Regions from separate parts of the Homo sapiens genome. Here region 2 is linked to region 1. A link is a contact called in ENCODE Hi-C or POLR2A ChIA-PET data. All regions are on one chromosome and are shown on one strand. Each heading gives the region's core, a stretch centred on a gene start or an enhancer-like site at or near the end of the contact. The rest is flanking DNA. Distances are from core to core; before and after follow the strand shown. Region 1 overlaps RBMS3 (RNA binding motif single stranded interacting protein 3). Region 2 overlaps RBMS3 (RNA binding motif single stranded interacting protein 3).

Evidence for each region. A loop is a pair of places that touch in the nucleus more often than their neighbours do. ChIA-PET counts read pairs that join two places held with the same protein, here RNA polymerase II (POLR2A).
Region 2: a map of PC-3 shows a loop between it and region 1 (4-fold over the local background). The contact joins two enhancer-like sites. A Hi-C loop is called at or near these places in 2 of 168 maps with a recorded cell type or tissue (IMR-90 and PC-3). POLR2A ChIA-PET finds 5 or more read pairs at or near these places in 4 of 52 experiments (H1, OCI-LY7, SK-N-SH and 1 more).

The regions. Positions count from the first base shown.
Region 1 is chr3:29,484,588-29,488,715 of GRCh38, reverse strand. It overlaps RBMS3 (RNA binding motif single stranded interacting protein 3), which reads right to left. Exons shown (of 15, transcript NM_001003793.3): 3 at 217-275. Among named protein-coding and RNA genes, the nearest start is that of RBMS3-AS2, 160 kb to the left of the region's middle. Within about 2 kb of position 2,445, at least 2 of the 41 ENCODE cell types and tissues checked have a DNase peak (open chromatin) inside an H3K27ac peak, as active enhancers do.
Region 2 is chr3:29,523,712-29,528,088 of GRCh38, reverse strand. All of the region lies in intron 3 of RBMS3 (RNA binding motif single stranded interacting protein 3), which reads right to left. Among named protein-coding and RNA genes, the nearest start is that of RBMS3-AS2, 120 kb to the left of the region's middle. Within about 2 kb of position 2,653, at least 14 of the 41 ENCODE cell types and tissues checked have a DNase peak (open chromatin) inside an H3K27ac peak, as active enhancers do.

The sequences.
Region 1 (4,128 bases), core at 1,196-3,695:
TTCTGATTTGTGATTTTCATTTTGTTTGTTAATGAAAAAAATGAATGAGCAATGTTACTAGAAATACAACTTATCAAAACATTGGCATCATTAAAGAGGTTTTCCATACTATGCATTGTGATCATTGTGCAGCTGGTACCTGGACCTCCACAATGGAAGAACCATTAATCAGATAGCATAGGCAAGATTTCAGGGTACGGATGCCCTTACACATACCTTTGCACTGATTTGTGTTTTTGTCAAGAATTGCCTTTGTAGATACAATTTTTCCATACCTGAAAGAGAGAGAGAGAAAAAAACCCATGTTATTGTAACCCATTGAAGACACTTAAAACACTCTAATGAACATCGGGGCACACACAACTGAGCATGCATAAACCAAGAAAACAAGCTCTGGATTCCCATTTCACACCTGGATGATGTCCTTTCACCAGTTCTTCTTTATAACTTAGGAATGTTCTTCCCTATGTAAGCAATGGGTTGAGCTTCAAAAATAAACTTGTCAGGCTGTCACAGGCAGCCAAAAGAGGATCACATGTGATTGTGATCACAGTAAATCGCACTCTGTGGATTCATGGAAGAAAGCATGGACCTTGGTGCTAGACTGAACAGGGTTTGCATCCAGCTCTGACTCTCACCTTGTGTTGTAACACTGCAGAGTTTAACCCAACTTCACTAAGACACAGTTTCTTCATCTGCAAAAATGAGAAGCTAAATATGTCAAATCTCCTAGTTCAATCAACATTTATGTCTTTGGGAATCCACTATATTAGGCTCCAGGAGCAATGTAATATAGTAGTTAAAAGAATATACGGAGACACCAAACTATCATGGTTCAAATCCTAATTTAGCCTGGGTATATTTGGTTGGCTAAGTAAGTAATATGTGCTTTTTGCATCATTTGATCATCTATAATAATATAAATACATTTATTTAAATAATGATTTGAATTATTTGTAATGATATAAATATTTTTGTAAGTATATAAGATGAGGATAATATTGTCTTCTTTATAGGCTTTTTGTGAAGGTAAAATGGGGTTTACCTAACGTGCTGAGGACAGTGGCCGACACAGAGTAAGTATTATTAATGTTAGCTCTTCTTCCAATGATGCTCTCCCTGCTATCAGCTATATAAAAATGTCTCCAGCCCTCGGCATTCTCTGAGAATGATGAGAAGTGGAAGGGGGTAAAGATTCTGTCCCCAAAGCTTCAAACATTACTACTTAGACTGTCAAAAAATTCCACTGAGAAAATTGACATGTAAAGTTATTTGCTAAAAGATAATTACATTTACAGTTTACATCGTTAGTTTTAAATGTTAGGGATTTCATTATGTTCTCACTCTACCTAGTTGTACAGATACTCACCTGTTCGAAGCTTTTTTGTTTGTTTCATATTATCAAAATGACTATTACCTCATGCCTATTACCACACGAGATTATTCCCTTTAAAAACTCCCAATCCTCCCTTTCCCATCTCCCCCAAAACACTCTTTTTGGAGCTCTATTTCACCCCAAGAGTCTCTCTGTTGGGAAAATAACCAGTAAAATAAAATCATATTTGAACAGTCTCTTTACTAGACAATGATTCATCGTACCTACAATCATACCCATTAACTAGCTGTAATGTTAGCTAGGTTTGAGCTATTAAGGTAAATAAATATTTGCAAAATTATATGTATCTTAGAGTAGAAAATAAGGGATAAGAGAAGAAAATGTCACTGCATCTTTTTTTTCCACACCAAGCACCATTAATACAATATGTGAGAAGTAAAAATCAGAAAAAGAAAGAAAAATTAGATCAGGTATAACTATCTTACACCAGGCACATAAACCCTTAAGACAAAAATCCTTCTTAATTGGTTTATAAAGGTGTTCCTGAAATTTTTATATAAGAACCTTCTAAACTGAAATTTAGCTCTGTCTTAAATATGAAATTAAACATTACTGTGTTTCATAGTGGATTTCATCTCACAACTGGACTGTTAACAATAGTCAATGGCATGCATATTGTCCTACTGTATCAATATTACAAGAATGTCCTCTACTGCATTAAATGTAGTATATGTAATCACTTTTACAGCAAAAAATGTTAAATGTTTTCTTATGGAAAGCATTTGTGAGTATTTTGACAAGTAACTTTTTTATAAACAAAGAAAAAGAATTTTATTTCTCAGAAATTATTACAATATTACTATCAATGGAAAATCACACACAGAGTCCAAAAAAGCAAACCATACTATTTCTTGATTTCCTTATTTCTAAACACTCTCTAGGCCAGACTTTCCGACAGCACAGAATCACAAAACAATGGAACACAACTCAGAGTACTTGACGCAACATCTACTATGACTGGAGTAACAGGAATTTCATTCCATGGCTCCGTTACAACATTCTGCATTAACAATTAATTTGCAAAGCTAGGATATGCTTTAAACAACAAGAGAAGGTACTTAATGGGCCACTGGTTACAGTTCATGTCTGAACTCTCAGGATGACAAACAGGTACTTTCTGCATGACTGGCTCTGTATTCTCTGTGATCTGCAAAGTCAACAACTGATGTAGATAAATAAGGTTTAGATTTTTTTTAAAGACGTAACCACCATAAACACGAGACCCACGAATGTAATATACCTATGAAATTATGCTTTTATCAAAGTATACTAGTAGATTAGAATGAAAACTACTCTGCAGATTAAAAGTACATGATTTTATACACTCCGAAGGAAAATAAAAATTTCTGAAGTAAAAAAGTATGCCTTCAGGTATATAACCTCATTTACTTACTCTTTCCCTTCTTAGGGTTTAGATCAAGACCTTATGTCTTCATAAAGTTCTTTCTTCAACTATGCCACCCACCATTGGAAGCAGAAATCTAATATTAGAGAAAATTATGTGACCAAATTGCTGAATAATGCCTGGAAATAGACACCTGAGCACAAGTCCCATGTGCCTCCTGACTCCAGAAGCTTTCAGACAAATCCAATTCACTTATCTATCCTTTCATTTCTTACAGCTAGAGGAGATAAAATACTATCCACAGTCTACTTCCTTGGGGGTTTGAACTTTTCAAGGGAAATAAATAAATGAAGTAAATATATTTTACACTATAGTTCTTTCTATGTGGGCCTTCTCTAGCCAAAGTAGGAACTCCCTAATACAGCATTGCAAAGATGCTTTTTGGCAACCCCATACCTACATATTCACCAACTATCCTGAGTGCTCATGTATTCTACAAATATAGCCAGGTCTCTAATGACATTTTCTTTATATTCAAATACAGCCAGGTCTCTAATGATATTTCTTATATTCTATTTTCTTTATATTCTAAAGAGTATGCTTTAAAAGAGTAGCTAGTCTACAGTAACTATTTGCTTATTACATTTTTGAGTTTTCATAATTTTATAAATGTATATATTGTCTATCAACTTTTTAAAACACTTTCACCCTAGCTTGTCAATACAATTTTCATATTTAATTTTTTAAGAGAAATAGCCAGTTCTTTTCTGGCATTTATTCTTAAACAGCATCTGAGTCAAACTATATTTGTTGATACACTTGATTATTCCACATACAAGCCTAATTTAAACTAATGGCATCTTTTATTTTCAAAGCTGAAGAGAAAATAGAGTTATTATGGGTCTACTCTTCATGAATTATGAAGACATCAAATTGGTGGGATCCTTCAATAAAGAATTTATTTTTAAACCCTTTTGCTGAATCACCCACTGTGTATATTAATTCAAAAAATACAGGCAGAGACTGAAAATAGAGTCTCCGCAGTCAATTAACTCTCAGCTAACTCATTTTTCACATGCCTTCTATATTGATACCAGACTAGAAAAAGGTATCACATTTATTTAATGGATGAAACATTAGCCTTTTAGCAAATGTGGTTGTTTGCCTACTTCTAGATGGCTCATTCATTCTTTGGCATTTGAGGATGGTAATGGAGCATATCTGTAGCTTTAGGGACCCAGTTGGAATGTTGTAGGGCTATCTCTCTGATGGAATACATCAGCCACGTTTCACCTACAAGTTTACAACCCATTTATATTCTGAAGTTTTAACAAGTTCAATCTACAAATGGGTCATCAAAGTCATGCATAATTGTTATGGACTGAAT
Region 2 (4,377 bases), core at 1,404-3,903, 39 kb before region 1:
GTTTCAACAAGTTTAGCATTTCTTGATCACTTAACCTGATTTGTTTATGCTTCTTTACAATCAATCACCAGTGCAGTGCTTGAGTATTTGAGGGTAAAAAAAATACACTAAGAATTTTTAGATTATATCTGCTATTTCTTTTTATTTTTTATTTTTATTTATTTATTTTTTTATTATACTTTAAGTTCTAGGGTACATGTGCACAATGTGCAGGTTTGTTGCATGTGAACAATGAGAACACTTGGACACAGGAAGGGGAACATCACACACCAGGGCTTGTTGTGGGGTAGGGGGAGGGGGGAGGGATAGCATTATGAGATATACCTAATGTAAATGACAAGTTAATGGGTGCAGCACACCAATGTATCTGCTATTTCTGTGTGAAAAGTCTAATTATAAATCAGGAAGCATTCCTACATTAAATTAAAGTGGTGTTATCAATTGATATTTCTTTGAGTGACATTTTGCCAAATATAAACCAACAGTTAAGAAAAGTGATATAACCTAGGACTTCAGGATGATGGATTTATGCAGAACATGAAAAGTGTACAGCAGACTTTTACATAGAAATTAAGATATGCCTCATACATACTGAGCCCCTGGTTATGGAGTTGCTCAGCAAAAATTCAGGCCCAGATTCACACAAATATCTGAGTTCCGGCCAACTGCTTCCTGATTCTGAAGCTTAATTTAATCATCTTAGTGCAATGCACTAGATCTGAAAAGAATGGCCTAAATTCTACTTTAGGACTTTACTTGTTTACATGGCATTAGGTAGTGAATGTAGCTAATGGAAGTTCAAATTGTAATTCTGTATTTTAGTACTGAAGCTTTAGTACTATTTAGCATAGTTCTCATTTAAGTGGCTACTTTCCATCTTTTTTTTTTTTTTTTTTTTTTTTTTTTTACTCTACCTAACAATCACGTCTGAAACCCTATTGTCACTCGTTGGGTCCTCCTAGATATCATGGCCTGGTAGACACCAAGAGAACGCTTTTAAATATTTCAGAATCAGCACAGTAGATCTCTGTTCTACAATTTTAAATAGCCCCTGCACTTTTTTACAACACATATAATAAACTGACAAGTTGGTAACTAGAGTCCATTAATAAAATAGGAATGGTCACGTTGAAAAGTTTGGAAGCCAGGCAAAGCAGAGAATGGCTGAAAATAAATGCTTAGCATGAAAAGAGATAAAGGGAGGGGTGAGGGAAGAGTAAGCAACAGGCAATGAAAGAGACATGAGAGAGAAAGAGAAAGAGAGGGAGGAATTGGAGGTGAGGAGTTGGGAAACGTTATCTATCTTTAAATATTAGATGGGTCATATTAGACTTATTCCATTTGCTCTAAAGAGATGAAATAAAGACTAAGTGTAGAAATTATAAGTAGGCAGAGTTTAGCTGTCCAGCAAATTTTACACCAGTGGCATCTCTATTATTGGGAGTATTAAAAAGAGGCTCTAAAATCCCTCTCAGAATTGCTTAGAAGACCAGATGTGGGCCAGATCACTGCTTCTCAAACTTTTTTTTTTTTTTTTTTTTTTTTTTTTTTTTTTTTTTTTTTTTTTTGAGATGGAGTCTCGCTCTGTCGTCCAGGCTGGAGTGCAGTGGCGCGATCTCGGCTCACTGAAAGCTCTGCCTCCCGGGTTCACGCCATTCTCCTGCCTCAGCCTCCTGAGTAGCTGGGACTACAGGCACCCACCACCACGCCCGGCTAATTTTTTGTATTTTTTAGTAGAGACGGGGTTTCACCGTGTTAGCCAGGATGTTCTCGATCTCCTGACCTCGTGATCCACCTGCCTCGGCCTCCCAAAGTGCTGGGATTACAGGCGTGAGCCACCGCGCCCGACCCCTGCTTCTCAAACTTTACCTTGCTCGTGAAACAAGAAGGGATCTTATTAAAATTCAGATCTACATCAGCACTTATGGGCTGGAGCCTAAGATTGAGCATTTTCAACAAGCTCCCAGATGATGCCCAGGCTGTCCCTCTATAGACCACATTTTGAGCGGTTAGAGACTCCCTTAAGGTGCCTTCTCACTGGAAATATTAAAGTATTTCCTCAGGTAGGTAGTAGAACAAAAGAAGTGAAGGAAATCACAAGAGTCAGCGACACTACATGCTTAAATTTCATTGATAAAATGGCTAAACCATCCTGTCTTTTTAGAGGCAGAAAATCGCTGGAAAACAACACTTCAGAGATAATAGCATAAGCACTGAGATAATGATACTAAAATGCCCTCAAAGAAAATTGGCAGCAGTTCCAGATTCATACCCAGTGTAGACAACTGTGAGGAGCTTGAAACTGAATGTAACCCCTAATACTGAAATTGAACCCTGCTAGCTAATAGCATGTTCACACAAGCCTGTGTTTAGGGAACAAAGATTGAAGATTGAAGAACTCAATGAGACAAGGATCTGAATATATTGTACTATTGAGCCATAGTGGGAGTGGAATTACAAACCAATACACTGAGCTTTTCTGTGTTCCTATTGACCTTTGGACTCAAGGAAACCCAAAAAGGAAAGAGAACTGGCATCTGAGTTGCATACCATGCTACTTTTAATAAGCTGCAAGATTTGCTGCCCTTGAAAACACTGCTCCCTATTCTGTGCAAACAGCTTGATGGAGGGCCAGCTGAAGGGATGTCACTCGGTCAACAGGAAGTGAGTGTGGACAAAAGGTCCAAGTTTAGGAATGCCTCTCTGGATTTTATTTTGATACAGAGCCTAGTCAAACTTGGTTCTTGTGGCCAGAGCCAGAATAAAAAAATGTGCTCACAGGCTAACCATGGCCTTTTTATTTTTATTTTTTCATTTTTAAAGGCATAGTCCCTAATAACACAATCATATGCAGAACCCAACTAGAAGAAAGCTGGAATACAAGAGAGGGGCATGAATTTCTTAAATGTTCTTTCCCAGTTACATTTAAAATGTTTGTTAATGTTTTTCCTCACTAAAGGAAAAAAAGGTAAATGTATTTCAGATGCTTTACTTTGCTCTCTGTGGCCTGAAGAGGTCTTTTTTCTCTTTCTTTAGAGACAACGTCTTACTCCGCAGCCCAGACTAGAGTGCGGTCCCATGATCATAGCTCACCGCACCCTAGAACTCCTGGGCTCAAGCAATCCTGCCTTAGCCCCCTGAACAACTGGGACCACAGATGCATGCCACCACCATGCCAGCTAATTAAAAAAAATTTTTTTTAGAGACAATGTCTCACTATGTTCTCCTGGCTAGTCCAAAACTGCTAGGCTCAAGCAACCCACCCACCTCAGCCTCCCAAAGTGCTGGGATTACAGCATTAACCACCACACCCAGCCTCTCAAGAGGTCATTTTTTCAGAATGTAGGCTGGTCGTGATGGCTCATGCCTGTAATCCCAGCACTTTGTGAGGCCAAGGAGGGCAGATCACCTGAGCTCAGGAGTTCAAGACCAGCCTGGCCAACATTGCGAAACCCTGCCTCTACTAAAAAAAATAAATAAATAAAATGCAAAAGTTGGCTGGGCGCAGTGGTTCGCACCTGTAATCCCAGCTATTCAGGAGGCTGAGGCAGGAGAATAGCTTGAAACCGGGAGGCGGAGATTGTGGTAAACCGAGATCGCACCACTGCGCTCCAGCCTGGGAGACAGAGCAAAACTCCGTCTCCAAAAAAAAAAAAAAAAAAAAAAAAAAAAATGTAAAGGGAGTCACTCATATCTTCCAGGTTAAAGTGTTTTATGAAATCAGTGTACAGTGTGTACATAAAAAAGCATCATCAGTTCTCAGGCATCATAAGGAAAAGCTGCATTTCCCTCATCACAGCATGATTTCATGTTATGGGGTATTGAGTTTCACTGAAACCTCTGTAAGTTTTGTAGTTAGACAGATACCAGTTCAAATCCCCTTTCTGCGACTTACTGGTTGAGGTATATGAACCTGTTTCTTCATCTTGAAATTTGACATGGTAATAGTTGGAAAAAGAACTGGGTAACAAAAAAGGATACAAAGTAAGTGAATTGGAAAATTTTATCAGGAAGCTCATAGGGTTGTACTGGGCATTTAAAAGAGATTATGGGCTGGGCGCAGGGGCTCATACCCATAATCTCAGCACTTTTGGGAGGCTGAGCTAGAAGGATTGCTTGTGGCCAGGAGTTCAAGACCAGCCTGGGCAACATACGGGGACCTCATCTCTACAAAAAAAAATTTAAAATTAGCCTGGATTTGTGGCAAATTTCTGTAATCCCAGCTACTCAGGAGGCTGAGGTGGGAGGATTGCTTGAGCTGGACAGGTAGAGGCTGCAGTGAGCTATGATTATGTCACTGCACTCCAGCCCGGGCAACAAAGTGAGACCCTGTCTCAACTATTAAAAGGCAAAAAAGAAAAAAAGAGATCATCTATG